Linked DNA regions of Homo sapiens: region 1 is linked to region 2. Evidence: chromatin loops called from intact Hi-C (ENCODE). Cell type or tissue: PC-3. All regions are shown on one strand. Links, peaks and the distances in the headings refer to the core of each region. The heading gives the core; the rest is flanking DNA.

Region 1 (16,548 bases), core at 5,493-13,492, 200 kb before region 2:
CAATCTGATATGGGATCTGGGAAAGGAAAGGCTTAGCAGCAGGGATTTTGAAGGCCAGTCCTGATGAAGTCCTCTGTGAAGAGCTCTAAGCAACCAGAGATCAGCTTGAGAACACTAATGAAGAGAAAGGGGTGCTGGAGACCCACTCATAGCATTGCCCAAAGCTGTCCCTGTGTCGTTCATTTGCTTAAATGCTCAGCATAATATTTCAAAAATAACATTTCAGAAATATGCCAAATACTCCTCTTAAATATTTTTGATAGGCTGGGGCCTAAATATAGACTGTGAAGAGAGGCGGGGAAATCCAATCAACTTTTTGGATCCTAACACTACTTAAACTGTTCCTGACCATGGGCATGTGAAGAATGCTCCTTCAAAGCAAATTTGAATGCTAAGAAGAGTATCTATTTTCAGACTCAGAGAAATCTCAGTGGTCTTCCTTCCATCTCTCACTGAGACTAGACAATACTGTCAAAACTGACAGACAGATTGCCCTTGGAGTCCAAATCACCAGCACGTTCACGAGGACCAGCAAGTCTGTATCACCAACCTACATGAAGGAAAGAAGACAAGTTATAGCCTCTCACGCACAAGCCTGGTGCTTAGAGGAAAGCAAAGGAAAGAGACACTGAAGAATTTGAACAGCAAGTCATTTTAAAGCAGGATGGCTGGCAAGGGGTACAGGACTCTGAAAACTTCCATTAAGGATTTGGGATTTCAATTTTTACTATTCAGACAAATCAACTTTAGAGGCACAAATTCCCAGAAAACTCAGAATCATCCATGACAACCTTCAAGTCCTGTTTCTCCAGTCGTCACTGATTACCTTTGTTTGTTCTTTCATCAATCCTCTAGAATCTGCCCATTTCTTTCCATGACCACTGCCCATATTCAGGTCCCCACATCCCCGACCCTTCCTTAAAATCCCCCCTACTCTCTCACATCCAGAATTATCACAATCATTTCATAATGAATGCAAATTAAACCATAATGAGATACCCCAGCCAGAATGGCCATTATTAAAAAGTCAAAAAGCAATAGACGTCGGTGTGGATGTGATGAAAAGGGAAAACTTATACACTGTTGGTGGGAATGTAAATTAGTACAACCTCTATGGAAAATAGTATGGAGATTTCTTAAAGAACTAAAAGTAGGTCTACCATTCGATCCAGCAATCTCACTACTGGGTATCTGTCCAAAGGAAAAGCCATTATATAAAAAAGACACCTGCACACATATGTTTATCACAGCATAATGCACAATTGCAAAGATGTAGAATCAACCTAAGTCCCCAACCAAGTGGATAAAGAAAACGTGGTATACATATGGAATACTACTCAGCCATAAAAAATAAATAATGTCTTTTGCAGCAACTTGGATGAAACAGGAGATCATTATCCTAAGGGAAGTAACTCAGGAACAGAAAACCAAATACCACATGTTCTCATTTGTAAGTGGGAGCTAAGCTATGGGTATGCAAAGGCATACAGAGTAGTATGATGAACCTTGAAGACTTAGAAGTGGGGAGAGTGGGAGGTGGGGTGAGGGATGAAAAACCACCTACTGGGTACACTGGGTACAATGGACACTATTCAGGTGACAGGTGCACTAAAATCCCAGACTTCGCCACTATACAATTCATCCATTTAAGCAAAAACCATTTGTGCCCCTAAAATTTAAAAAAAAAAGTAATAATTATTTCATGTTTTTTTCCCAGTCTTCCTCCTACTCTTTAGAGGAAAAGTCTTCTTTAAAAAAACAAAAAGAGTCTCTAAAAATCCTCCTACATGAGAAACTGTGGCAGGATTCTCAACTAGAACACAGGAGTATTTACCTTAGAACATCTGGAAGACTGCTGAGGTGGCCCTAAGGGGACTGGGAGGAGGGAGGGTGACTGGCATGAGGAATTGAAAATAACTCTTGTAAAATCACTTATCCTCAGAGAAGACAGGCATTCACATAAAAGCTTGGCCTTCTAATAAAGCTTCAGTGTTAGGAGGGAGAGCAGGTTTTTGGTGTGATATCCGTTAGTCAAATTTTCCTCTGGCCCAGGCCCTAAGAACTCATAATTAGGTCCCCAAGAAGAAAGTGGCTGAAAATACAAACTAAAACAATTAATGTTAATATAAAGACAGAAAATAGATCTTGACACATCAGGGAAGGAAACAAAGTGGTTTTGGCACACTGTGGATTGGCCCAGAGAATGGCACTGGCTCTATAAAACATCTAGCCTAAGTGGCAGGAGGTGGAAGCTATCAGTGGTAGGAGGGAATTTCCCAACTTCCCAAAGTCATCAAAAGGTTCTTGACATCTTTGCATTGGCCTTACCAGGATTAGCAATCCCAGTCCCAGCAAAGGGTCATGAACAGTCAAGGCAAAGACAAAGAAGGCAAGCTCTGTGTGTGAGCGAAGAATGCTGTGCTTATCAGCGTGTGTGAGACAATCCTGGGCACTCTACAAATTTGGGAGAATTGCTTTGAACGGAACTTATAAGGCCCCATGCAAGAGGCTGCGGACATTTATGCTGCTGTTGTGGTCCCCTTTTTACCTTCAGGTTGGGATGGCCTGGGAAAATGTGGTATTAATCATAGAACAGTTTACAAGGGAAAAGAAATTAATATTTGTTAATGCCTGCAATATGTTAAGTACTATAATAGATACCTTCACATATATCTCCTTTAATCTATAAAATAACTATAAACCAGGGGCTTTTCCCATCGTTTTAATTAAAGATAAAGAAACTGAGATTCAGGCTGGTTAAACCTACTCAGAATCACATAACCAGCCAGGATTGCACCTAGTTCACCTGAATGTAGGGTCTTTGTTTTTATTATTATATTCACACTTGTGTGGGAAAAGCATCTTCCTCAATGACTGCTACCAAATGGACAACATCAGAACATGACTGATTCACCACCATTCTACATTAAGTATTATGTCCTGAATATGCTCTGTTGGCATCACAACAGATGACAAAATATAAACAAACCAAACTTGGGGACCCATTATGTTATTTCTACAAAACATTTTATCTGCAGGAAAGAAATCAGAGCAAAAGACAACAGCTGGCAGGTCCCAGTCTCAGTGACAGCTGTGAATTGTCTTATCTACACCATCAGTGAAATTGTAGAAGAGTTGCATTATAGCAAATGAGAATGAAATGAACTTGGCCTTGTGCTTATGCAAGCTTCTTGTTAGTGTTCTGCATCTGGGATTCTTGTGTCCACTGGAAACACAATCTGTTCCACTGCATTAAGCATTCTTTGAACTTAGGGAAATAAATCCTGTTTAAGACAAGTACATATTTGAGTAATCCCAGGATCTACCCACTAAGATCTATGCTGCAGTGATGTGGGAACACTCCTAAAGTCAACAAAATTGTGTTTATCTGTGAAAGTGTGCATAGAAAGAAAGCCAGTGGGCATTTTAGTGGAAGAAATAAAGAGAAAATGAAGAGGGTGAAGAAAGAGATTTTGGACCCTTAGACATTTCAGAGACATCTCAAACTCGTCTTAGTCTAAGCTAAACTCCTCATCTTGTCCGCCAGATCTTGCTCCTCTTCCTGGGTGTATTGTCTCAGAAAATGGCTCCAACATTCACACAGTTGTCCAATCCTGAAACCAAGCATTGAAAGTGGCTTCTCTCTCCCTTTGCACTCACATCTAGTCATTCACTGAGTACTCTTGTTCCTACCTTCTAGTTATTTCTCAATCCCTCCCTTTGACTTCAGTCCCACTTACACTACATGAATTAAAGTCACTGTTATATCTTTCTTGATTCACAGAAAAATTTTCCAGCTGGTGTCTATCCAACCTGTGTTTGTCCCCATTAAACCATTCTCCAAAATACATCAAGGGGAGTATCCTTATTTGTATTTCAATTGTGATAAAATACACATAACATAAAAGTAACATCTTAACCATTTTTAAGTGTGTGTTTCAGTCTACAACCATGCCACTTGTGACTGGCTTATTTCACTTAGCATAATGTCCTCAAGATTCATCCATGTTGTAGCATGTATCAGAATTTCCATCATTTTTAAAGGCTGAATAATAGTCCATTGCATGTATATGTGAGACTTTCTTTATCCATTGATCCATTTATAGATATTTAGGTTGCTCTCATTTTGGTTTTGATTTGCACTTCCCTCATGATTGGTGATGTTGAGTATCTTTTCATATGCTTCATCAGCCATTTGTCTATCTTCTTTGGAGAAATGTCTGTGCAAGTCCTGTGCTCATGGTTTAAACTGGGTGTTTGTGGGTTTTTCTCATGTTAAGGGTAGTGTATCACATTTGTCTTCCACCATGATTTTTTATTTCTAAATATAGTTTTATCAGATTTTTTATAAGTTAAGGCCATATTTAAAATGCATAAAAGCACATTGTTCCTTTTATCAGTATGAAATGTCAACCTGTTTCTTTTAACGCATTTTGCCCTGAATTTTGTTACTCGTAATTCTAATCTTGCTATGCTAGATACTTGCTGTTGCTGTCAGTAATTGCCTGGCATATATCTTTCTTCTTCCCTGGGTTTTCAAACTCTCGGGGATATTTTAAAGTGACTCTCTTTTCACCATAATATAGCTAGATTTTTTTAAAGATCTTTTTTAAAAGATTTCATGGTTTTTTGTTTTTTTTTTTTTTTTGAGACGGAGTCTCGCTCTGTCACCCAGGCTGGAGTGCAGTGGCACGATCTCGTCTCACTGCAAGCTCCGCTTCCGGGGTTCACGCCATTCTCCTGCCTCAGCCTCCTGAGTGGCTGGGACTACAGGCACCTGCCACCATGCCCAGCTCATTTTTTGTATCTTTAGTAGAGACGGGGTTTCACCCTGTTAGCCAGGATGGTCTCGATCTCCTGACCTCGTGATCCGCCGGCCTCAGTCTCCCAAAGCGCTGGGATTACAGGTGTGAGCCACCATGCCCAGCCTAAAAGATCTCATAGTATCTTTTTTAAAAGATCTCATAAAACAAATATCTTATTCGAAAAACTTGATGGCAAGCATACAGATATGACCAAGAAAGAAGGTCCCTACTCTCACAGGGGCAATCAACCTGTCCACATTTACTGTGATTACTGTCACATGTATGCTTGTTTCTAATAAATTATTTTGTATTTTCTCCTTACTATGCTTTCTCTTTCTCTTCTTTCTCTTTTGATAAATTCTGTTATATTAATCTAGGTTACTTTATTATATATATTTTTGTTGAATATCTTGAAAAGGATGGTTATATATTTAATGAAATTTTGGTCCCAGCTTGTTACTAAATCCATCTTTCTCCTATTGTTTTTTTAAATCAATAAATATTTTAATTCATGAATGTGTTTTAACAACTTCTTTGCTTATCATTATTTCTTGCTGGAGTATATACTTTAGAAGTTCTTTCATCAAGGGTGTATGCATGACAAATTCCAGTTGTTCTTATAATCTGAAAAGATTTTTTTTATTTTCTTTTTTTTAATTCATTTATTTATTATTATTATACTCTAAGTTTTAGGGTACATGTGCACAAGGTGCAGGTTAGTTACATATGTATACATGTGCCAGGCTGGTGCACTGCACCTGCTAACTCGTCATCTAGCATTAGGTATATCTCCCAATGCTATCCCTCCCCCCTTCCCCCACCCCACAACAGTCCCCAGAGTGTGATGTTCCCCTTCCTGTGTCCATGTGTTCTCATTGTTCAATTCCCACCTATGAGTGAGAATATGCGGTGTCTGGTTTTTTGTTCTTGCGATAGTTTACTGAGAATGATGATTTCCAATTTCATCCATGTCCCACAAAAGGACATGAACTCATCATTTTTTATGGCTGCATAGTATTCCATGGTGTATATGTGCCACATTTGCTTAATCCAGTCTATCATTGTTGGACATTTGGCTTGGTTCCAAGTCTTTGCTATTGTGAATAGTGCTGCAATAAACATACGTGTGCATGTGTCTTTATAGCAGCAAGATTTATAGTCCTTTGGGTATATACCCAGTAATGGGATGGCTGGGTCAAATGGTATTTCTAGTTCTAGATCCCTGAGGAATCGCCACACTGACTTCCACAATGGTTGAACTAGTTTACAGTCCCACCAACAGTGTAAAAGTGTTCCTATTTCTCCACATCCTCTCCAGCACCTGTTGTTTCCTGACTTTTTAATGATTGCCATTCTAACTGGTGTGAGATGGTATCTCATTGTGGTTTTGATTTGCATTTCTCTGATGGCCAGTGATGGTTAGCATTTTTTTCATGTGTTTTTTGGCTGCATAAATGTCTTCTTCTGAGAAGTATCTGTTCATGTCCTTCGCCCACTTTTTGATGGGGTTGTTTGTTTTTTTCTTGTAAATTTGTTTGAGTTCATTGTAGATTCTGGATATTAGCCCTTTGCTGGGATTACAGGCATGCACCACCACACCCGGCTAACTTTTGTATTTTTAGTAGAGATGAGGTTTCACCATGTTGCCCAGGCTGGTCTCCAACTGACCTCTTGATCTGCCCACCTCAGCCTCCAGAAGTGCTGGAATTACAGGCATGAGCCACCATGCCCAGCCAAAGATCTTTAACCCTAATTTCTGATGCATAATTTAGAATAATAAATATTTCTGTATTAAAGGATATTATTCTCTGAGTTTTTTAGATATTGTCCTGTTGTTTATGGCATCTAATATTGTTAATAGAAAACATGACATTATTTTAATGTTTATTCTTTTACTTTGTATTGGGGTCCCCAACCCCCAGGCCACAGACCTGTAGGAACCAGGGCACACAGCAGGAGGCGAGTAGCAGGTGAGCCAGCAAAGCCTCATCTTTATTTATAGCTGCTCCCCAGTGCTTACCTTACCACCTGAGCTCTGCCTCCTGTCCAATCAGTGGAGTCAATAGATTCTCATAGGAGCACAAATCCTATTGTGAACTGTGTATGTGAGTGATCCAAGTTGCACACTCCTTATGAGAATCTAATGCCTGAAGATCTGTCACTGTCTCCCATCACCCCCAGATGGGACCATCTAGTTGCAGGAAAACAAGCTCAGGGCTCCCACTGATTCTAATTATAGTGAGTTGTATAATTATTTCATTATATATTACAATGTAATAATAGAAATAAAGTATAATAAATGTTAATGCACTTGAATCATCCCGAAACCAACCCCTCCCCCATCCATGGAAAAATTGTCTTCCATGAAACCTGTCCCTGATGACAAAAATGTTGGGGACTGCTGATCAATATCATATCTCTGACAGAATTTAGGGGTGCTCTTATTGTATCTAATGTTCCAAAGTTTGAGCATAATATCTATATACATATTTTTTGCCTCTTTATTACTTCATGGGATTTTTTTCAACTCAAAGATTCATATCTATACTTCCTTCTGGAAAATTCTCATTCATATATTGGCCATTCAAAATTCTCTCCTACGTATTTCATCAAATGTATACTGAATCTTCTGAATCCATTCTCATGATCTCTTAACCTTTCTTTGCTATTTGTCTTCTCTATTTCTTCGTGCTGCATTCTGAGAGACTTCTTTAGGTTGATCTTCAAGTTTGGTAATTTGTTCTCCAGCTTATTTTACAGTTGCCATTTCCTACTTTGTCTCTTGGATAATCATATATTTATTTTAAAGTTCTTTCTTTATTCCTGCATTAGCTATAACTGCTCAAGTATCAGTTATCCCATTCATGCTGTTTGTTGTCTATCTTTAATGATGTTGCTCTTCCTCAAATACTTTCTAATTATCTTACACTCATCTTTCACAGGTTTCTCCTACATGCATTCTGGGTTGTGACAGTCTCCTGATATATGTTCCTTCAGTTGCCTCATCCCCAGCTCTGTATCAGGGAGAGCTCCAGACCAGGCTTAGACCAGGTAAACAAAGGATTGCCTTATTTCCAGACAGTTTGTACTTTCCCTCCTTAGACACTCTTAGCATGAGGCATTTAAAAAAAATCGGTAGAGACCAGTCTCTCTAATCCAAGATGACTAGTGTCCTTATGGAAGAAATGGCATCTGAAGAGGCAGAGACACACACAGAGGAAAAGCAGTGTGAGGACACAGAAAGAACATCATCTACCAGCCAAGGAGTGTCTGAGACCACCAGAGGCTAGGAAAGAGGCATGGAATAGATGATCCCTCACAGTCCTCAGAAAGAACTAACCCTGCTGACACCTTGGTCTTGGACTTCTAGCCTTCAGAACTGCAAGGCAATAAATTTCTGTTGTTTAAGCCACCCACAAAATTTCTGTTGTGGTACTTTGTTTCTGTGTGGCAGAGGAACTCTGGACCCTGCTGAGAACAGGTAGCCCCTTTCAGCCCCCAGCCATGGGCAGATAGAATGGTGTCAGCCCTGCTTCCAAATATTGAAAGGCTCCAGTTCCACAATCCCAGTCCCCTAAAAGCCCAATGGATTTAGGCCCTTATTACTATCATGGATTCCTGTCTACTTCCTCTCCCCTCACTTTTTGGCAAGCTTCTGGATTTCTGATTTGTATTTCCCTTTTCTTATTTTCAAGCATAAGATGTATTTAGTAATACAATTTTAATATACTGATATCAACTCCATATGATAGAGTGGAAGGGGAGATTTCTGCCTGTGTTCAACTTGCCATCTTCAGGTAAATGGAATGACCAGTCCAAGCACAAATCTCGCTGCTCTTTTCAGCATGAGTCCCTTCACTGCTCCAGTATGCTTTTGAATAAGTCAAAAGATGTATTTATGGCTTCAAAGATCATACAGCCTGGATTCTGCCCACCTTTTCTGACTCATCTCTCACTGTTTCCTAACTCACAGTCTAAGACACAGTCATGAATTTCATTTCCAGACTTCATGTGCTGTTCACCCTGTGTGGAACACTTTTCTCCACTCATTTTAGGTCTCCACAAATCTAGGAGTCAATTCCTCCAGGAAGCTCTATATGACAAACAAAAATCAGATTAGGTGTCCCTCCTAAGAGTAGTCTTAGCTTCCCTTGTAGTTACTCCACCACAGCCCTTACCACTCTGTCCTTGATATCCAGATTGCATGACTGTTACTCACTCTGGACTGGGCACTCCATGAGGGCTGGGGCCATTCATGCCTCCGTGGCCAGCACAGTGACTGGCTCATGGTAGGAATTCAGTGTGTTTTAAAGAATAAAACATGCATGCCGCCAAGAAAGGAAGTTGGAGAGAGTTAGAGAAGACATTAGGAAGAATTGAAGGGAAAAAGATCTGGAGACTCAAGAGGGTCTCAGACTATAGTCTTTATTAATGAAAAGTCATCTTTTTTTATTGAAAAACTTTGACATCCATCTGCCATTGTTTTACCCCAACTGCTCTCTCTCTCTCTTGCTCACTCTGTTTTCAAAGAATGCATTTCTTTTTCACTGGATTTCCCAACTGTATCATTTTGCTAGGGCTGCCGTAACAAAGTACCACAACAGAAATGTTGTGGGTGGCTTAAACAACAGAAATTTATTGCCTTGCAGTTCTGAAGGCTAGAAGTCCAAGACCAAGGTGTCAGCAGGCTTGGTTCTTTCTGAGGGCTGTGAGGGATCATCTGTTCCATGCCTCTTTCCTAGCCTCCGGTGGTCTCAGACACTCCTTGGCTGGTAGATGATGTTCTCTCTGTGTCCTCACATTGCCTTTTCTCTGTATGTGTCTCTGCCTCTTCAGATGCCATTTCTTCCATAAGGACATTAGTCGTATTGGATTAGAGAGATGGGTCTCTACAGATTTTTTTTAAATGCCTCATGCTAACAGTGTCTAAGGAGGGAAAGTACAAACTGTTTTATTGCTGAAATTACCTTCAACAGGAATAATTTTGATGGCATATGAGTCACTTCAACATAATTGCTTTCTGCAAAGTTGCTGTCTGCAAGGGGAACAATGGAAATATAAAAACCCTGGTGATATATTCTATTACCACCTCAATGACAAATCTTGATAAACTGGGTTTGGCTTGTCTGAAAGCTAAAGAAAAAACTACTTTTAAGTACAGTTTCCTTCACAAATAACAGCCATTTAAGTATTTATGTCAGTATCTATTTATTCTCTAGGAACAGGTTTTGTCAAATAAACAGAAAAAAAATTACTTTCAACTGTTACATTTTAGAATTCAATTACAGTGCCCTTGATTTTGAAGTCAGTAGTGTACTGGGTTGCTGATCTTGGCACTGTGCATTCCAGCTATTGTTATTCTACAGCTTTGCCAACCAAAATGAACACTTCATTCAACTATTAGTATTTTTCAGCAATAATGGAGATATAAATTTACCCAAGGCAGGTGAGTTTTTGCTTAACTGCTAACGGAGTAGAGTATTATGTTGATAGTCAAAAAAAAATTATCATTCAAGATCCAAAGATAATAAACCTGGGAGAGACTGGTTGGGTTCAAGAATAATCTAAAATTTTAGATCATGATCCAGGTGAATCCAAAGCATCACATCACCTCCCTTCTTCCCCCTCTTGGCCTGCCCCAGACTTAATTTAATCTCCCCAGCATGTGACTCCTGAGTATATACCTTAAGCCCAGATCGGACTTTCCTTCTCAGCCTTCACCATAAGGACCAGCTCCTAGCAAGATCTCTAACCTCCCCTTTCAAAGTCACATCCCAGGAAATAACAGAAAGATTTATTCACATTAAGATGTAATAAAGTACTGATAAGTTAAATATATTATAAAAGAGACTCAAGCCTAGGTCAAAGAAGTGAAGAAATTCTTTTTGGAATTTTAAGTCAAGGAGGGGGTTGTTTGGAGAGTTGGAGTTCCCAAGAACCCTAAAAGTCATCCACTTTTTCTACATATTAGGTTAAAACTTACCTATTTTCAAGAGGATTTACCCCCCTGCTTCAGATATATGGCCTGTACAACGATTACTTGGAGCACTAGGCTCATCTCTGCTGACACAGAAAGAAGCTCAACTTACTTGGTAGATTTTCATCAATACTGTAACTGTGGCCCATGAGACATAAAATAAAATATAAAACAGGGGAGAGGGATTCAATTAGTGCTACTCCCACAGAAAGGAAAATGTTACAAAGAGGAAAGAGGAGAGCAGAATTCAAATAACTCTAGTCACACGGCAAAAAAAATAAAAAAATTAACTGCAACCTGGACAGGGGGTACCCAATTTGATTTACCCAAGTAAAGTGATTTCAAAAAGGTTGAAGAGACAACCAGATATTACTTTTGATGGGGTACTCCACTAAGGAATTTGTCTTGCTTGCTGTAATCTCACTCAAACACATACACACACGCACACACACACTCACACACATCACATTTGAGTTTGCCTCTGGATTAAACAATCAATTTATAGAAAAATATATTAAATGACATCATGTCACCATGGAGATCAATTCAGCACAGTCTACACTGGGAAACTCTATAGAACAAGTGACCCACTTTCTTCAACAAATAAATGTCAAGGAAAAAAATAAGAAATTAAGAAGCAAACTGACAGGTTAAGAGACTTAAGAAGAATATCAACCAATCACAAAAATCTTCTTTAAATACAGACTTAGACAAACTAAGAAATAATAATGATTCATGTAAGACAATTTGAAACCTGAACCCTGTCTAAATAGTCCATGATATTAAAAAAATTGTTATTAATCTTAGATGAGATAACGGCATTGTGAGTCTTTTTAGTTTTAAGGCCTTACCTCCTTCTAAAGACATGTGAATGACCTAAGTGGGCTGTAAAATGACATAGTGTCTGGGATTTGCTTCTTAATATTAAACAGGGTAGAAGGAAATGGGTGGAAGTACAGTTTTTAAAAATATTGGTTATGAAGTAATAATTATAAAATCTAGTTAATGAGTCTATTCTGCTCATTATGCCTTTCTGTCTCCTTTTGTATTTGTTTAAAATTTTCCAATAAAAGGAGTTTAAAATATTGAAAGAATTTACAATGAAAGTTTGGAGATGAAAAAGAAACTTGAGATAGACACAGGCCACACATAATGTAATTGGTTACAAAACCAAATGCCAGTTAAAAAGTTTAAGGTATTGATACAGCAGATACTGCCTGATTCAACTCAGCCTGTTCACCTGTGATTACTAAAGAATCATTCTGTGACCCAGTCTTGAATTTGCATTGCAGTCTATTCTAGGATTCCTTTTTATTTCAATTTGAAATGTATGATTGATATCTGATTTGATGTTTTAATTTTAAAAGTATAAAATCATTTGATTTGTTTCTGAATGCATTTGAAAGTTGAGAACCTGATTTCCTTGAGTTATGAATCTTTTTATCAGATATACAACAGTTGCTTAAGAACTCAGAAAGATGATACCATGAGAGACATTTGAAGTGTTTGAGAAAATCAAGGTACTTATGTTCTATACGTATCTTTTTTAATGTTTAAAGGAATTCAACTTACTGACATTTTAATGGGGTCAAGTGTATAATTAATCTGTAATCAAAGAACATGTAGAAATAATTATTTTATTTATAGAAAATTTATTTAATTTATAAATAGAATACAAATTTGAAGGCTAAACTTAATAGCTTAAGAAAAATGTTTTGTAAATGTCAACTTTAATAAAATAAATACTAACTTAAGACCCAGGTAACCACAGATAAATAGTCCTTTCCAAACACAAAAGCCTCTCCCAGAAACTAAAAAACTTAAATGACACTGTTATTGTGACTTCACACAGATGAAATCAGAACAAAACATCTTAAAAATACTACTTGCTAACAAAAAAAAAGAGTACAGGGGGACACTTAGACGTCATTTCTTCATGAGGTTGTGTCTCTATGAGATCACAATAACCAAAGAAGAGAATAAAAAATACATTTATTTTTATTATATGAATAATAAGAAATAAATGGTTGGACTAATTTATTCTTAGTTTTCAGGATCAGGTTGACAAGTGAAACCAATAGACCAGTGTTTTCAGAATACAGGTAAAGATCCATTAGTAGACTGTGAAATTGATTTCATGGGTCACGATGTCACATAATAAGAATGAATTCTCTTTCGTGAAACTTTCATTTGGTTGAATTTACTAGGTAGTTATATATATATATTTCTTATTGAGGATGATGTTCAAAACAGCTTGAAAGCCACTGACATCAATTTCTAGGCCTCTTTTAAACCCCCTTCATAGCATTTTTTCTAAAATATAAATGTGTTATCTTTTCTAATTATAAATTTTTTTCACAAACAGAAGTTGTGAGAGATTACAATTATAAATGTGAAACACGTTTTTTATTGTTCCATTACAGAAATGTATAATAAAGATTTTTTTAATCACCTATAGTCCCATCATTCATTGTGTTGTGTAAAAAGGGTAGATACTTTTATCTATCAAAATTTCTCTAAAGTATTATACATGAGGAAGTAAAATATTTGATAAATCTTAAGGTAAAAGATAAAACACTGAGAGATCCTGAACCGAGCAGACTTATTCTGTGTGGGGCAGTGAAAATAAATTTTCTGTTGCCCAGAGTAATGAGTGAAGTTTTTAAGAATAGGATGGGTGTGAAGCCAGTAACGGTGGTAGAGGGGGTGTGTTTGAAAATGGGACCTTTTCCCCATGAGTCTCTCGGGTCACTTTAATAAAATTACTAAATTCATGAAATGTTTGGGTACAAGAATTGATGCGCATTTTGAATTTCTTGGCATTGAACATGAGTGAGGTAGCACATCAAAAGGTAGAAATATGAAGGCAGGGAGGAGCAAAAGGAAATTAATCCCAAGAGTTAGCAAATGTTTTGAGAAAGCATCTGACTCTTTCAAGGCCAAGATATTTGATTTCAGATTAGGTTTAATCACACTATTGCGGAGCAGGAGATCTGCAGTGTCACAGCCTTCCAAAGCGGGTGTGTAGGTATGTATATAAAACATGTATGTTAGGCAGCACCTGGATGCAGTTCCAACTACTGAGAAGGCTGAGACAGGGGGATTGCTTGAGCCCAAGAGTTTGAATCCAGCCTGGGCATCATAGAAAGATCCCTGTCTCAAAACAAAAGTATGCATATACATCCACTTTTTACGAAAGAGGAATAATTCTACATATGTTGCTTTGTTGTCTCCTTTGCCATTTTTTGTGTCAGAAAGCACAGGTCTCTGTATGAATAAATAGTGCATGGTATGCTCAAACAATGAAGTATTTACAGGTATCCATATCAATAAGGATGAATCTTTAAAACATGGATGGGTGTCTCCATGCCCAGGGCAGTTGGATGCAGAGGAGGAACATCCAGGCTGGAGGCAACTCAGAACCACTGGTGGTGTGTTTGGTGAGGGTAGGAGGGTGGGGCAGGCAAGCAGTGTGGCCAGAAATAAGGACAAGGCAGGGTAGAGGACATGGTGCAAAAAGGGAGGCATCTCTGAGGAGGTGCCATTTCAGCTGAAACCTGAGTGGAAGAGTGCCATGCAGAGAGAACAGCAGGGACCAAGGCACATAGGCACACTGGAAGGGACAGGTGGCAAGTGAGGTGAGCAAGGCTGCTTGTAGGCCGGGGCTAGGAAGGTGGGGGACATGGAGGATGGGCGGTCTATGGTGCCCAGGCTTCATCCCAGCGGCCGTGAAAGGTCCAGGCAGGGAGGCACTGTCAGAGCCTTCTGGCAAAGGCAGGGAGACGGTGGTGTGGGCGTAGAGGCCCCAGTCCAGGCAGGAGGCTGCTGCAGTAAAATCCAGCACTGAGAGGGAGAAGGCCTGCCGGGTTTGCTCACCTCTGTGTTTCAGGTGTCCCCACTGTGCAGTCGTGGCCCCATGGTTATATGTGGAAGAAACAAAGGTATTCTCAGCCTGAGATGGTATCTGAATGAGATGATGGAGGCAAGGAAGAGGGAAGGGAATAGTTCCAAGCCAATATTGAAGGAAGAACAAACATGACTTGGAGATAGATTAGACGTCAGGGCTTGGAAAGACAGGAAAGCATCCAGGACGAAGCTTGGTGATCCGGGATGGACAGTGCAGACCTGGTCTGCAAGTCATTGCTGTTTTATCTTTGTACATGATTTTTCTAGCCAGTGGATGATGATACCCTTCACTTGCTCAGTCCCTCTGGCTCCATCCAGCGGAGTCAAGTGTGCCCTATTTGACACCCCTGGACAGGGCCAGAGGTACTGATACTCTGGGATAAGGGGTATCTGAGGGGTGGAGGGAAAAAAGACAGCCCAGGAGGAGGGCCTGCCTTCTGAGTCCCCTCCAATGAGGCACCCACATGTTCCTGCAGATGGAGACTGACCACTCAATCAGTCTGGGTTGGGGTACTCGTTTTTGGATTTAGATTTGACGTGATAGGAATTTAGAAGTGAAATTCCCTGCGCTATTGTCACATCTCCTGCTGTGGCCAAACATGAAGGAGTTAAGTGGAACAGGAGGGAAGCCCCAGTGTCCCTGCTGCAGGGAAGAGAACCCAGAGTTTGGGGTTAAGGAGGGATGGGTGGCCTTGGTGGCAGGCAAGCAGCATTATGGGGGTCTCTGAAGAGACAGTAGCAGTACCTCATAGCCCGATCATCAGAAAGGATGCCACTCATCCCAGGACCAATCACCAACATGCTTCTGAAGGGCTCGCAGCACAGGGCCTGTGCCCTCACCTTAGCCCAGTGACCCTACCATGGCAAAAGCAGTATAGGGGACAGAAAACCAGCTGGGCTGACAGCGCCCCCACAAACACCCTTTTTCTTAATGCTCTAAAATAATTTAATATGGCATGCATATTAAACTTTAGCACATTATACTAAATCTAAAAGTATAAACTATTTAGACAAAAACATGGATGAATCTCAAAAAGTCTCAGAATACATTACAGCCTGATTTCTTTTTACAAGTTTAATACCAGTAAAAACTAAGCAAAATCCAATGTAGAGATATCATTGCTAACAATATAAAGAAAAACAAGACATAAAAGCAAAATTAAAGGGAGTGATTACCTCTTAAGAGAAACAAATCAAATATAATTGTAGTAAGACACAAAAGTTTGGTTAATGTTCTATTTGTCAAGGTGAGTAGTAGTAACATGACTGGAATTTCTTTTATTATTTTTTAAACATTATATATATATGTTATTTTCACCCTTCTGTGCCCATTTTTGCACACATTTTAGAAGTAAAAATATATGAGAAGATAGATATACACCAAGGATTGAAAAAGTTGGCCAAAATCTAGATACTGTGGTGGTCTAGATGGTATTTTAAAAGTTTAGACTAAAGGGCCCACATTTTTAAATGTGGAAAGATTATGTAAAAGGCCTTATCTTGAAAACTGAAGGGTGTAGGGCAATACACTGAGCTGAGATAGCACAGCCTGTGGGCTTCAAGTTCTCATAATGCCCCACCACTTTCTAGTCTTCCTTAAATCTGGACCCCAGAGGCATTCAATTTTCTAACTCCCAATGCCATGTTCAATGGCCATGTAACAAAGCAATTCTACCATAAGCCATCTAATCATAAAACCTGTGTAAAATTTTACAGTTACATTGTTGGAAATACCTTAGAAGTACAATATGAGGGTCAAAGGATATTCCCATTTAAAACTTAAATAGATATTTCCTTTAAATAAGTTGCACCAATTGAAATTCTCACAAACATGTATGAGAACGCCTATAGTCTTTATAG
Region 2 (16,548 bases), core at 4,676-12,675:
GTGATGGTAAGTGTTGGAGCATTGCACTCCAGAGAGACAAAGGGCGGATCAAAGGTCCTTGCCCATCCCCTGTAAATTTTAGTGACTTAGTAGAGAAGTGTAGCATTGGCTTATATTGTCTATCAGTATGAAACCAGGCAAAGACTTGAAAGAGAAAGACAAAGGTGATTTCAGGAGGTTGAACCCAAGACCTCTAAAGTTCCAGCCGGGCATGGTGGCTAACGCCTGTAATCCCAACACTTTGGGAGGCTGAGGCAGGCAGATGACTTGAGGCCAGGAATTTGAGACCAGCCTGGCCAATATGGTGAAGCCCTATCACTGCTAAAAATACAAAAATTACCTGGGCATGGTGGTCGTGTAATCCCAGCTACTCGGGAGGCTGAGGCAGAAGAATCACTTGAACTTGGGAGGCAGAGGTTGCAATGAGCTGAGATAGAGCCACTGCACTCCAGCCTGGATGACGGAGTGAGACTCTGTCTCAATAAATAAATAAAATAAAGTTCCTCCCCTCTTGTATTTCATAACTCCCTGATTTTTGGTACCCTTTTCTAGGTTTCCAAACCTAAAAGTAATTATATCACATTATTTTAAGAACAGTACTATTTCTAATAACTTATTCAGCCCCAGGAATGAGGATATAGTATGTAGAAAATCGCTCTTGATGGTTTCATGAAATCCTTCCTTCAAAAAGAAACCACAGCAATACCCAGTCCTTCTATAGATATAACATCTGGGTTACTGAGACATCCTAAAGCATTTCTGGAGTCTGCCACAAGGTTTGGGTGTACCCTCCTAGCCCAAGTTTCCCAAGATCAAAATAGCATCCAAGAAATGGCTGGTTAAAAGTTCTCTGAAAATGTCATGCTTCTCAGGAATGTTATATAAGATTTTATTTAATTAAATTTAAGGAAAAATCCTCAAGTTTCACCATTCCATTCCCTTGCCCTTTCCCTGGACACCCCTAATTCCAGAGCTTATACAACAGAAAAATGCTACAAACATTGAGACCAAATCTACCTTTTGGAGACCTGCACCAAACCTGGAGGACTGAACCAACTTTTTGGAATTCAACTCACAGCAGAAAGCAGGGTCAGAGACAGCATATCAATATATCCACTCATTTCTTCAAGTAGCTGTGCATCTTTTATCCCGGCTCTGCCTCCACTCTATTTGTACTACCACCATGTCAAATATGCCCAAACTTTAGGTTGGCACTACCCTTATAACAATTATATGAGTCATAGCAGGAGGGTGCCATGATGCTAACTCAACTCACTCCATAGTCTACAGCCTGAGGAGAAACGTCAGGAATAAGTTGAAAAATCTACCCTTAAATTTCACTGAACAAGACTGCAACTCCTTCTCGGGTGCCACCTTTGCTTTCTGCTCATGGGTATTTTCCACAAGATCAACTGGACTTTCAGATATTGAAAATAGATGAGGTTTGGATCAGAAAGCCCCAGTTTGTAGAACCTGTTTTTACAAAAGTACATTGGGATATCAATAAATTCAGAACACTAAGGGCTCCTTTCATAATGATCACATTGCCCTGCTCATCTCCAACAATCCTAGAAAAAAAGACAGTTTTCTGTCTTCGTGCAACAGGATCACCTCGGGAAATTGTTAAAAACATACTTTCCCAGAGTTCACTCCAAGTCTGCTGAACCAGAATCTACAGAATTTCCTGTAGAAACCAGGGATATCTGTTTTAACAAGCTTCCTAGTTGATCCTAATAAAAATGCAAATTAGAGAAATATTGCTTCAGCCTAAATTGGTGGTACAATCATTCAAAATCATGGTGTAATTCATGGTGCTAAGGCACTAAACATTTTCTTCACAACTTGGATCTCTCCCAGACTATCTAATTGCCCTAAGAGATGGCAGTTTCCTTTCCAGAGAGCTCCAAGCTCATACTTGTGAGCATTCAACAAGGGGCAGATTCCAACTCAGACCCTATGCCTGGCCAGATGAGATGAAGATATAGACAATTTCCTCCCTTCCCCACCTGCCCTCACTCCTGGCCAACCAAGAGCCGGCTGGTCACAAATGTGGTTACTTCATCAATAAGAATCATATCCTATGTCAGCATTAGTTTGTTTTCGGGGTTGGTGCGGGGGGGGGGCTTGCAATAAAATGACAAAACTAGTTGGGCAGAATACTCTTTTTTATGTCAACAAAAAAGATTAAAGGCAGAATATATTTACAGAATGTAATATCTTCACTTTCACAAGGAAGAACTAAATCTCCATTTCCATGGTAAATACGATGAACACAAAAAGCTTGGGACTAAGATCCCTAGGGTGAGAGTTCAAAATGGCACTGACCACAACAGATAAAGATCTGAATCACAGTGTGTCCTGTAGCCAGGCGAGGCCCGAGTTTACTCTTTATACTCTGAGCCTCGATGGAGAGGAAGTTCAAAGACAGTTAGCAACTAATGGGAAATTCATATTCATTTTCAGCATCGCATGTTTTTCCCTTTTTCACTTCCACAGTTGCAAGTTGAGTTTCTATACGCAAGCAGACAGCCACGGGTAAGCCCAGTTGAAGTAGTGCCAGCTGACCAGGTCACACAAAGGTAAATGCATAGTGTCTGACCGAAAGCTGGAGAGAACTTCATGTGGCCATGAAAAATAGGATCGTCAGTGTCTCATGAAAATGGGAGAGTCCTTGATCAAATATTTTCTAAAACACCAAAAAGATACACATTTAAAATAAGCTTATGAAAATTATTAAAGTGTTCAGCTAAAAATGCAGTAAGAACTGTATTCATTGATGCATTCAGCAAATGTTTATTGATCACATACTTACTATACAGCAGTTACTGTTCTAGGCACTGGGGATTCAAAGATGAATAGACAGACTTACCCCAAAGAGCTTTGATTCTTGTAGGTAGGAGACAAATATGTGAACATAGGTTAGCAATAAGGAATTATGGGTGTTATAGCAGGTGGATGGACAGGTAACTGTGGGAACAAAAGAGGGAATATTCAAGTGGTCTTTGGAAAGAAAGCAGGAGATAGCCTGTGTCAAGTCTTCAATAATGAGTAGGTGTTCACTGGCGGATAAAGTGAATAGAAACTTTCAGGGAAGCATGAACAAAAGCCTCAGTCGTGAAATACATGGCACCTTTGGAAAAATGAAATAATTTGGGACAACTGGAACATCACAGACTGCAAGCGATAAGACCTAATGAGGATGATTCTAAAAAAGCAACTCCTCATGAGAAGCTGTAAATGATATGCTAGGTGCTAAGTAAGGCTCAATGGGACACCAGTGAAGAACTTTAAAAGTCTTAGAGCTGATACTGAATATAAGAAAAGAGATATTAGAGGCACGGAAAAACCAGGATAGAGACCATTGCAATGATCTGGACAGGATCATAAAGCCTGAATTAAGGCAGGAATACTGAAATAGAGATGTGTACAGATGTTAGAGCTGTTCCGAGTAGATATAATTCAGAGTAGAAATAACAGGCCATTCACCAAAGCTCAGCTGACCTAGTGTCCCTCTTCTGATTCTTCCAAGTAGTCAAATTATTTGTTCAAATGATTCCACGTAGGGCATAAATGCTAAGACAGCAGTCTAAATTCGATTTCACATCTCTGATATTTAGAAGTGTTACTGAGCAGTAAGATAGCTGAAATACAGGCCAAGCAGGATGGAAAAGAAAAGAAGAGTCCAAGGTAATGTAAAATAAACAATTCTCTATGGTTGCCGGCAGTTGAAGGTTGGGGGTTTGACTACAAAAGTTATCGAGAGGGAATTTTTTGGTGGGGAGCGGAGGGACATGAAACTGTTCTATATCTTGATTGTGGTGACATGACTCTAGATTTTTGTAAAAACTCATAGACCTATACACCAAAAAGAATACATTTTACTGTATGTAATTTTTTTAAATAGGAGAGAAAGGCAAAAAATAGACAATCCTCAATAATAAATCAAGTTCATAGGAATCTGAGACAGGAGGCCTACTCACTCTTTGACATTCCTTCATTTATTTAACAAATACTTACTGAACACATACGCCATGTCAAAAACTGTGCTAGGTGCTGGATACATGGTAGGAAATGGGTTTCATGGAGCCTACAGTCTAGTGGAAAAGACATCCATTAAATAAATATTTATGTAAATTCAATTACAATTGTGATTTAAAAAAATACATGTTATGAAAGCATGTAACAAACTTCCTGGAAGTAGTAATATTGAAGCTAAATTCTGAATTATACATTTCAGTTGATTGACAGGGAAGAGGTTGTGCTCAAGGGAAAGAACATTCGGAAAGACCCCGAGGTAGGAGTTCTCACATACCCACATGTGCTCACAAATTCCCTCACAAATTTACGATGCAGGTTAATATAATTTGAGTTTCTAGAATCCTTTATGCTATATAACATTTCTTTTCTTTTTTAGAGACAGGGTTTCACTCTGTCACCCAGGCTGGGGCACAGTGGCACAATCATAGTTCATTGCAGCCTCAAACTTTTGGGCTCAAGCAATCATCCCACCTCAGCCTTCCAAGTAGCTGGGACTACAGGCATGCACAACCATGCCTGGTTAATGTGCTTATTTTTTGTAAAAACAGGATCTCGCTACGTTGCCCAGGCTGGTCTGTAAATAGAATTTTTAATTAGTAATTAATCATGTTCAGGTACTAACTAGTAGTTAATTGGTAATTGATTTATTATAAAGAATTGGTTAATAAATATAAAGCCTTAGAGACAGAACCTAGAACATTAAGTATATAATAATAGTAAGTTATTATTACTACTATTATTTTTAGAAACCTTCTTTTTGTTTCCTAGAGAGGGGAGATGGCTGTTAGACTCAATTTTTAGAAATAACGCAGAGAAACTACACTCTACTCCACTATACTAACTTCCTATGAATGGAGTCAGTGTCTGAGTCATAGGATGGGACTCATGACTATTATAAATGCTTTTTCAGCCCAAACAGAATCTTTGGGCCCCCTCTTTGGTAAATCCGTTTCTGTTTACATAATTTAATCTTTAAGAACACATCTTGCAAACTTTCACTTCCAACTATGATGAAACAACTGGTATAGGACTAGCTCTCCACCCATAAACAATGAAATGGAAAATAATATATGAGGCAATTGTTTTTCAGCATTGGACAACAGGAAATTAAACACTGTGATCTCTGAGAGAGGAGAAATTCATTAGGTGAGGCCCATGATTATCCTGGATCTCTGCAAGGGTACAATTTTCCAACCACAGCATAGCAAGCTAGAATCCAATCTGAGCACAGTAGTTCTGCTGAGCTGACAAGGCAGAGATAAGAGTTCAGAAGAATCTGTAGAGCAAGGCACCAAAACGAAAGGTGTTTTGGGGGTGGTGAGAAGGTGGGTCCCAGAAGTTGTATGGAAGATTCTCTATGAATTCTTGACTCAGGGCTAAGGTGCACGTGCCCATGTCAAGACTACCCGGGTCTTATAGTAAGTATAGAGAAGTGTTAGTGCAGAGACAAGTACAGAACAGCAATTGTAGACATTAAACAGTGCTGAAGAACATTGAAGTTTTGGCCAATCCAAAGTGACAAGATCTTATTATTAATTTATTAACACACCAAGCATCTGAGATACCAGAAGAGATTAGAACCATGCTTTAGAGTAAGGTCCACTCCAGGCCCACACTAACAAAATTAAAAAACAAGTCTTTTTTTTTTTTTTTTTTTTTTTTTTATGTGATGGAGTCTCACTCTTTTGCCCAGGCTGGAGTGCAATGGTGGTATCTCGGCTCACTACAACCCCTGCCACCCAGGTTCAGGCAATTATCCTGCCTCAGCCTGCCAAGTAGCTGGGATTACAGGCGCCCACCACCACACCTGGCTAATTTTTGTATTTTTAGTAGAGACAGGATTTCACCATGTTGGCCAGGCTGGTCATGGACCTCAGGTGATCCGCCCACCTCAGCCTCCCAAAGTGCTAGGATTACAGGCATGAGCCACTGTGCCCGGCCAAAACCAAGCCTTTAAAATATCTGCAGAATTGGAGGTCGAAATGTGCCAAGATAGAAGAACTTGGGAAATATATTGAGTTTTCCGGAGATGTACCCTAGCAAAGCACGAAAACTAGCCTACAGAAATGCAAGGTAATTTGCAGGTAATGAAACTGCCTAATAGAAGACAGGGTAACACTTCTCAAAAGAAGAAAACAAAATCCAGAGCCTAAAGTCTACACAATGTATTACCAACAATGTCCAGCATACAATTTAAAAATTGGTAGAAATTAAACAAAAACCAGGCAAACATGATCCACATGACCCACAGTCAAAGAGAAAATACCAGTCTCAACATTACTGAGATCTTGGGTTTAGAAGACAAGAAAGGACTTTGATTTTTTTATTTTATTTTATTTATTTTATTTTTTTTTTTTTTTGAGACCAAGTTTCGCTCTTATTGCCTAGGCTGGAGTACAATGGCGCAATCTTGGCTCACCACAACCTCCGCCTCCCAGGTTCAAGTGATTCTCCTGCCTCAGCTTCCCGAGTAGCTGGGATTACAGGCATTTGCCACCACGCCAGGCTAATTTTGTATTTTTAGTAGAGACAGGGTTTCTCTATGTTGCTCAGGCTGGTCTTGAACTCCTGACCTCAGGTGATCTGCCTGCCTCAGCCTCCCAAAGTGCTGGGATTACAGGCCTGAGACATAAGGAAGGACTTCAAAAGCAGCACCTATAAATGTGGCTCAAAGAATTAAATGATATATGTTCAAAGAATCAAAGTACTGGTTTAATGAGTGAAAAGATAGAAAATCTCAGCACAGAAATGAAATCTATAAAAAAGAGCTGTATAGAAATACTGAAACTGAAAAGTTCAATGACAAAAAGAAATCACAGTAGATCAGAGATGGTAGAAGAAAGGCAGTGAAGTTGAACACAGGAAAACAGGCCAATAGAAAATATTCAGGCTAATGGATGGAGAGAAAATAGATTCAAGAAAAATAAACAGATCCTCAGAGACCTTCAGGACAATAGACAATGGTATAAATAAGTATAATTAGAGACCCAGAAGAAGAAAATGAAAATGGGGCAAAATAATTTTTTAAGAAGTGATAAAAAGGCAAGCCACTGACTGGGAGAAATTCTTATAATACATATATCTGAAATACATTTATATCTAGAATATATATTTTAAAAAACTGTTACAACTCAATAAGGGGCTAATTATTTTAACAGACAAAAGCTTGAACAGATGCTTCACTAACAAGATATATGAATGGTAAGTAAGCACAAGAAGAGATGCTCAACGTCATTAGTCACCCCGGAAATTAAATCTATAAGATAATACTACACATGCATTAGAAGGGCTACTATTAAAAAGACTGGCAATACCAAGTTTGAGGGAAGATTGAGAAATCTCTCCCGCATTGCTATTAGAAGAGAAAAATGACACAACCACTTTAAAACAGAGTTTGGCCATTTCTTTTAAGGCTAAACATACACTTATATGAACCAGGTACTTCACTCCTAAGAATTTAAAATTAAATGAGAACATATGTCCACACAAATACTGTTCATATCAACTTTATTCAATAATAGTCCCAAACTGGAAACAATCGAAATGCCCACTAATATGTGAATGGTTAACAAATTGTGTTATTAGTGCAATGGAATTCTACTCAGCAATAGAAATATACTTTAGTGATCAATGCACCAATGTGGATTAATCTCAAAAATATCATGCAGAGGCCGGGCGCGGTAGCTCATGCCTGTAATCCCAGCACTTTGGGAGGCCAAGGCAGGTGGATCACGAGGTCAGGAGATAGAGACCATCCTAGCTAACAGGGTGAAACCCGTCTCTACTAAAAATACAAAAAAAAAAAAAAATTAGGCAGGCATGGTGGCCGGCGCCTGCAGTCCCAGCTACTCGGGAGGCTGAGGCAGAAAAATGGCGTGAACCCGGGACGCGGAGCTTGCTGTGAGCCGAGATCGCGCCACTGAACTCCAGCCTGGGCGACAGAGCGAGACTCCGTCTCAAAAAAAAAAAAAAAAAAAAAAATCATGCTGAGTGAAAGAAACCCAGAAAATAAGAAAATAGTACAGACTGTATGATTCTATTTATACGACGTTTTTGAAGAGGCAAAAACTAATCTACAATAATATAATAGAAATCAGATCAATAGCTGTGTGGAAGGAGAGATTGACTGCAAAGGGGCATGAAGGAAATTTCTGGGATGTCAAAAATGTTCTGTATCTTGACTGGGTGGTGGTTACATAGGTGTATACATTTGTTAAACTGTACACTTAAAATTTATGCATTAATTACACCTCGCAAAGTTGATTTTTAAAAGAACACTTGCATAACCCTTTAAATTAGGAGCCTTATTATCTTCATCATAATTCTTTAATGAGTCATTCAGCAATAAATTTTATAAGGAACAAGTTATTTATGAATCACACAAAGGCACCCCAAATGAATGTCTAATCATTCATTCATTTCTGTGTGCACGACTGGAGAAATAGATGCCGGTTAAACTAATAAAGCCCCTGCCCGTCATCTGTGATCCTAGGCTGCAGAAGAAACTGTAATGTAAGTTCTCATCTTGGTTCCAAGAGCTCTCGGCAACTATTTCTTGACCAGTCTCTGAAGTGAGTGTGTCTATTTATTTTAAACAAGTTGTACCATCTGAAATCGTGGCTGCTGCAGAGCTAAGGGGTTCTTTCCCTACAGCAGGGTTCCCCAACTCCAGCGCCATGAACCGGTACCAGCGATGGGCGAGCCAGCATTACCGCCTGACCTCTGCCTCCTGTCAGATCAGCCTCTGGCATTAGATTCTCACAGAACCGTGAACCCTATTGTGAACTGTGCATGCAAGGAATCTAGGTTGTGTCCTCCTTATGTGAATCTAATGCCTGATGATCTGAGGTGGAACAGTTTCATCCTGAAATCATCCACCCACCCACAGCCCATCCATGGAAAAACTGTCTTCCATGAAACTGGTCCCTGGGCCAAAAAGGTTGGAGACCGCTGCCCTACAAAATATGCCCCCCTCTCACAGTAGAGGTAAATGGCTAGAGTCTGGCAACACAGTAAGCTGATGCTACTACTGGTCAGATATGCTGTCCTAATCACCTTCTCCTGCTCCAGGACCCTTTTATAGATTCTTTTGAAAACACTGGCAATAGGGAAGCTACACTTTCCTTTCCTTGAAATTTTCCAGGCCGGGCACGGTGGCTCATGCCTGTAATCCCAGCACTTTGGGAGGCCAAGGCAGGTGGATCACGAGGTCAGGAGTTCAAGATCAGCCTGGCCAACTTGATGAAACACCATCTCTACTAAAAACTACAAAAATTAGCCGGGCATGGTGGCATGCACGTGTGGTTCCGGCTACTAGGGAGGCTGAGGCAGAAGAATTGCTTGAACCCAGGATGTGGAGGTTGCAGTGAGCCGCGATCATGTCACTGCACTCCAGCCTGAGTGACAGGGCGAGACGCCGTCTCAAAAAAAAAAAAAAAAAGAAAAAGAAAAAAAGAAATTTTCCCATCTGGAATGGGGAAGTGCTGGACAAAAGTGAGATATCATAAACTAAAGACACTGCTAGCCTGTGTAATGACCACACATCCTAAGACCAGTGCCCCCATTTATTGGAAAACCTCTCTTGCTGATTTGGAGCCTTAATTAAAATAGCAGGAAATGCATAAAATTGCACTATAAGCTCAAACCCTGTGTTATATATTGTATTAACTTTCTATTGCTGTGTAACAAATTACCCCTAAATTTAGCAGCTCAGAACACCACCCATGTGTTATCTCACAGTTCAGCAGGTCAGAGTCTGGGCGGGGTTGGCTTGACTCTGCATGAAGTAACACAACGCCAAACTCAAGGTGTCAGCAGGGCTGGGCTCTTATCTGGAGGCTCTGAGCAAGAATCTGCTTCTAAGCTTAATCAGGTTGTTGGCAGAAGTCAATTCCCTGTGGATGTAGGCCTGAGATTCCATTTTCTGTTTGGATATTTACAAAATACCTGTATTCCTTGGCTCATTGCCCCCTTGCTCCATCCTCAAAGCCAGTAATTGTGGGTTGAGTCCTTCTCAGGCTTGGAATCTCTAAGATTTCCTCTTCTGCCTCCAGCCAAAGAAAACACTCCGCTTTTAAAGGGCCCGTGTGATTAGATGAGTAGTTTCCCTATCTTAAGGTCAGCTGGTTAATAATTACTTTATTTACCTTTGCAAAATCACTTTTGCAATGTAACCTAACAGAATCACAGGAGTAACATCTGAGGCAAAGATAGCCCTAGGACCATCTTAGAATTCTGCCTACGATTCCAATGCTAGATTCTATCCAGCACCACTCACCTTCTTCGTGTCCTCAAAAATACCACTCACCCAGACATTTTAAAGTTGTATTTAAAAAGTAAATGCTGCAGTGGCACACACCTGTAATCTCAGCACTTTGGGAGGCTGAAAAGGGAGCATTGGTTGAGGCCAGGAGTCTGGCCTGGGCAATATAGTGAGACCCCCATCTTTACAACAAGAATAAATTAGCCGGGCATGGTAGTGTGCACCTGTAGTCCCAGCTACTCAGGAGGCTGAGGAGGGAGAATCACTTGACCCCGGGAGGTCAAAGCTGCAGTGAGCTATGATCATGCACTGCACTCCAGCCTGGATGATAGAGTGTGACAAAGAGAGGGGAGGGGAGAGGGAGGGAAGAAGGGGAGGGGGAGGGGGACAGGGGAGCAGAAAGAAAGGAAAGAAAGAGAAGGAAGGAAGGAAGGAGAGAGGAGAGAGAAGGGTTGGAAGAAAGGAAAAAAGGAAGCAAGGAAGAGAAAATTCAGATTCAGAGCTCACTTTCCTGATTGCAATAATTAAGTCTGGAATATGACAGAAAATACCAGATATGAAAGTTAGAGGAATTGTGTTTTAATCCCAGGAGGTCAGGGAAAGGAGCAGTCAGTAAGAGCTGGAAAAAGCTTAATAGAGAAAGTGGCACCCAAGCAGGGCTTTCTAGGATGCACAGAATTTGGGGAGGTGAGGACTTGACAAGAGACAGGAATAAACAGAGCATCAGCTGATACAGTGAAGAGACCCACCTGATAGCCCACTGGGGAAAAATGAGATGAGATTAGACAGGCAGGGTCAAGCTAAGGTCAACATAGCTTTGTAAACCAGGACAAGAGTTTGCATCTGATTCAACAGGCAGCATTGAGCCTTTGAAAAACTTTCTCTGTTTCTTTAACAGTATGCCAAGTAGTGGAAATTTTGGGATTGGTAAGAAAAGCAGGAAGATTGGAGGAAGAATAATTAGAAAGCTATTTACTGGGGACACAAGTTACTTATCTGTTAGCGACTCTTACTGACAATCTATAATGCTTGGAGTGGGCTTTAACTTATTCTAGAACAAAATATGGGGGCAAGAGGAAACAAAAATGGCAAAATGTTTATAATTGATGAAGTTTCATGATAGATGTATGTGTTCAATATACTATTCTGCCTACTTGTATGTGTGTTTGAATGTTTCCGTAATAAAAAGTCAGGTTCCTGTCTATTGTGGTAATCCAAGAATAAAGCCTTGAAAACCTAGATGTGGGTGGTGGCGGAGAAAATAGAAAAAAAAAAAATTAACAGACTTTTTTTAGCTACCCTATTAACTGATTAATAGACATTTTGACCTTGATAACAAATTTGATATAACTTTAGCTGAGGGAAGAAACAAAACTGATTGATTTATATAGATAGGGAAATAGAATAATGTCATAAAAGAAAAACTTGTCAGCTGTCTATAAATCCTGCACTTTAAATGACGTACCTCATTAGCCTGTATGATTAGAATGTGTATAGAAATTAATAACCTGTGTAAATTAAACTTCTGTCTATACATCTTCTTATTACACCACATTGGCAGGATCATGGATGGCTCACTGCAGCCCGGAACACTGGAGGCCCAAACAGTCCTCCCACCTCAGCCTCCAAGTAGCAGACACTACAGGCATGTGCCACCACACCTGGCTAAAAATTTATCTTTAAAAAAATTTTCCAGGAATATTTTGAGTAGAGGCACCATCCAAATGCTTACTTGTTTTCCCAAATGATATATTTTGAATTTTCCTTTGATATATTTTTCAAAATATATATTGGGATATATTCAAATATATCCCAAATGATATATTTTGAATTTCCTGGTGTAAGAAGTTACACCAGACAAAATTGCTATCCTGAAGACGACCAATTCTTCCATATCTGTGAGAGCCTAAAAAGGAGAATTTTTTGAAAATTTTAAAATATTCTGGAAGGAATACTTCTTGGGAGCAAAAAGAAAAGGATACCTTTTTTAAAGACAAAAGAAAAATGATATCTAATGTAAAAAAAAAAACACCTCTGGCACCAATTCAGAAAAGCAGACTCTCACTGGACACACTCCCACTGAGGCAAACACCAAAACTAACCCTAGAGTGCTGGAAGAAAATAGCAGTTCGCCTCCAGACCAGTCGACACCTGGGGCTTCCACGAAGGCCAATCAGGAAGTACCCTACAGTCTTACACAATCACTTGAAATTAAAGTACTACCTGAGAGATGTTTGGCTGCAAATAGGGAGAGCAGGCCATGTGAATTAAGATACCATGAATTGAGTTAATAAAAATAAATAGTAATTTGAAACTTAAACCCCAGATCAATTAAGCTAAGGAATCTAGTGTTGTTTCACAATCTGAAATTTGTCCCGATTGTCAAGCCTACAGGAACTATGCTGATCCAACAGGTAAACACATGCTGGATCCAACTACCAAGTTCCCAGAGCTGCTGAAATCTTTATTTCTGGAGCAAAAGCCAGAATCCTATCACTTAAAAAGATAATATCTAGAGTTAAAACAGTCTATTTCAATTGAGTTTTAGCAAAGTGGAATCAATTGTTATTGTATGAAACTGGATTTGACCCTTGACTTTTAAACATTTGCAGTTTTCAGTGACTAACTCCTCTACTGTTATCATTCCAAGATCAGATGCCGTAAAGCATAGGATTTTAATTTGATTTGGGATCATGTTGCTTCTCACACAGCTCTAGGTAGTGTGATCCAAGGTGAAGAGCAGCAGATTCATTCACATGTGTACCAGGGAGCAAAATGACAAGAGACAATTATAAAAGCTTTGTTGGAAGTTTAGGATACTTAAAGCTCTTTTAATCATTATCATAATTTTTGAGTTACAGCTCAATAAATATTTTTGTTTCTCTTAAAGTTTATCAATGGTAAATGAGTTGCCTGGTCAATGTTTAGTATTATAGCTAATAAATGAAATAGAGATATTTTACCATACATTAGATCAATAATAATATGTAAAAGATACCATAGATTCTGAAGACAGGCTATAGGATTGCTCAGAAAGAAATATTCATAAGTTCTAGAGATCTATTGTACAACATTGTCCCTATTATTGTACACTTTACAATTTCGTAAGAAAATAGAATGTTCTTACCATGATAAAATGATTTTTTAAAAAAGGAAATATTAATCTTACTCATTTTTTAAGAGAAATAATGATAACAGAAATTATTATAAATCCTCTTTCCTGGTGTAGTAAGTTTTAAGTTAAGGCTGCCCAAAGATATGTCCACATCCTAATCCTCAGAACCTGTGAATGTGACCTCATTTGGAAAAAAAGTCTTTGTACAATTTAGAATACTGAGGCCGGGCGTGGTGGCTCATGCCTATAATCCCAGAACTTTGGGAGGCCGAGGCAGACAGATCACTTGAGGTCAGGAGTTCGAGACCGTCATGGCCAAAATGATGAAACCTCGTCTTTACTAAAAATACAAAAATTAGCTGGACATGGTGGAGCACGCTTGTAATCCCAGCAACTTGGGAGGCTGAGGCAGGAGGATTGCTTGAACCTGGGAGGCAGAGGTTGCAGTGAACTGAGATCGTGCCACTGTACTCCAGCCTCGGTGACAGAGTTAGACTCCGTCTCAAAAAAAAAAAAAAAAAAAAAAGGTCAGGTGCCGTGGCTTACACCTGTAATCCCAGCACTTTGGGAGGCCAAAGTGGGCGGATAATCTGAGGCCAGGAGTTCGAGACCAGCCTGACCAACATGGTGAAACCCCGTCCCTATTAAAAATACAAAATTAGCCAGGTGTGTAGCCAGGTGTGGTGGTGCATGCCTGTAATCCCAGCTACTCGGGAGGCTACTTGAATCCAGGAGGTGGAGGTTGTAGTGAGCCAAGATGGCACCATTGCACACTCCCCCTCAAAAATAAATAAATAAATAAAATTGAGATGAGGTCATCCTGGATTACTCAGGTGGCCCCTAAATTCAGTGGTAAGAGTCCTTGTAAGAGATATACAGAGAGGAGGCACAGGGAGGAGAAGGCCATGTGGAGATGGAGCAGACACTGGAGTTATATTGCCACAAGGCAGGGAACACCTGGAGTCACTAGAAGCTGGAATAGAAGGCATGAATTCCACCTAGAGCCTTTGGAGGGCACATGGTTCTGCCAACACCTTGGTTTCAGAATTCTGGCCTCCAGAACTATGACAAAATGAATTTCTCCGAGTTAAGCCACCAAGTTTGTGGTTATTTGTTAGACAGTCCTAGGAAACTAATATACTTGAGAAACTTAAACACCAGAATCACCTTAGAAAAGTGATTTCTGAAAGCAGGAAAAAAAAATAAGGTGACTCATGATTGTATCTTCAAAGCTAGTTTCTATACCATAGGATCCAACGTGCCTGGCACACTGCACATCTTCATCAGTTGCCACTTCATCCCCATACGCATTCCAGAAACCCATTCTGTTACCACCATATGGCTACTGCCCAACCACAGCTACTCTCCAAAGTCTGCATTTCCTAATTAATTTAGACTAAAACTGCATTAGAATCACCACATATAATCTGCCAGAAGCCCTGAAAATCCTGGAGATTCTGATTCAGGAAACCTGGGGTGGGGCCTAAGTATTTGCATGTTTAACAAGCTTCACATAAGATACTAATGTCGACCAAAGACTGAAACTTTGAACCTAGGGCACTCAGCAGCTGCACTATCTCACCCCCAAACCCTCTTGAGCTGACAGGCAAGGGGAATGGTGTGATGGAGAGAGCAGGGACAACAGGCCAGAGGACAAGGAGTACAAAGGAAAAAGCAAGACACATTTTGAGAGGAATCTACAATCAGCTGGGCGTGATGGCTCATGCCTGTAATCCCAGCACTTTGGGAGGCTGAGGTGGGCAGATCAGTTGAGACCAGAAGTTCGAGACCAGCCTGGCCAACATGGTGAAACCCCATCTCTATTAAAAATACAAAAACATTAGCCAGGTGTGGTGGTGCGTGCCTGTAATTTCAGCTACTCAGGAGGCTGAGGCACAAGAATTGCTTGAACCTGGGAGGTGGAGGCCGCAGTGGGCCAAGATCTTGCCACTGACTCCAGCCTGGGCGACAGAGCGAGACTCCGTCTCAAAAAAAACAAACACACACACAAACAAAAACAACCAATCTTACCCCTCCTAGAAATGTGCCACCCATGCAATGTTTCTGGGTCTGCACAGACTCCAAAGGCTTGAAGCATAAAAGTACTGGATTAAGTCATAAACTGTATGTAGATAATAAAAATATTTATACACTGAAGAATAAAATATGCCAAGAAAAAAAATTTTTACAAAGTGTTGAAATTAAATTCAACTTAGGAACTATTTATTGAATGTCTACAATGTGTCAGATACTGTGCTAGGTGCAGGGCCTCTGATGACTAATAAGGCAGTGTCTCCCCTTCTCTCAAGGATTAATCCAGGGCACCAGCAGGTATAGCCAAAACCTAGTAGCATGGTTACAAGTAATCTCAAACCTTGTACCCAGGCCTGATCTCAGAGGAACCATCACAAACTTAGCCAGTGACTGAAGCTGATTTCTCTCTGAGGTCGTATTCAATACAGAACAACTGAGGTTATCAGAAAATGGAAGTTAGTGGTCGTATGTTTAAGTTGACATTTGTTAAAAGTCAGAGACATTTGAGGAAATTTTCCTGTCCTGATTAAGTAAAAATATAGAAAGGATATTAAATGTTACTGATTTGACTAACAAATTGAGCTGGAAGATTTGGTCTCTGACTCTTGTAGGGATTCCTTAGTCAATATCAAACTACAGCACTAACAGTCCTTTGCAAAGACAGACTGCCTGATTTTTTTCCTTAATGAGTCCAACTATGCCCATGCCCATTTTCATTAACATATCATCCATGTCACTGTGAAATCATGTGGCAGAATTAAATTCAGAACCATGATAGCCAATAATTCATTAGTAATTAATAGTATAACTCTGGCTCAAAACATCACCTCCCCCAACAAAACCAGTGACTCTAACCAGGATTGGCATATATTCGTTCATTCAACCAATATTTTATGAACTATTTCCATGTGCCAGGCACTGTGCTAGGCACTGAAGTTGCAGCAATGAGCACACAGTCTTGGCTTCTGTGAGGCTTTAAGATGTATTCAATCAAGAGCCATTTCCCATATTCCTGTGGCAGATATCACGCACCAATCACAGCAACCTCTCCTGAAGGTTCAATCCAGCAACCTTCTCCTGAAGCCCCTACGAGCCTGAG

The links. Peaks named below come from ENCODE experiments on the same cell type or tissue, not always from the same donor. Only the 100,000 strongest peaks of a DNase experiment are listed, where the experiment ranks them.
Region 1: it touches region 2 in a loop (2.3-fold over the local background); 7 of 110 quality-filtered maps call a loop at or near these places.

What each region holds. Positions count from the first base shown.
Region 1 is chr3:102,061,772-102,078,319 of GRCh38, reverse strand. No RefSeq gene overlaps it. Among named protein-coding and RNA genes, the nearest start is that of RDUR, 130 kb to the right of the region's middle. In PC-3, for the core only: no CTCF peak of the experiment used is centred there; a DNase peak (open chromatin) is centred at 8,749; H3K27ac peaks cover 2,265 bases.
Region 2 is chr3:101,862,230-101,878,777 of GRCh38, reverse strand. No RefSeq gene overlaps it. Among named protein-coding and RNA genes, the nearest start is that of NFKBIZ, 21 kb to the right of the region's middle. In PC-3, for the core only: no CTCF peak of the experiment used is centred there; DNase peaks (open chromatin) are centred at 4,947 and 8,477; H3K27ac peaks cover 3,656 bases.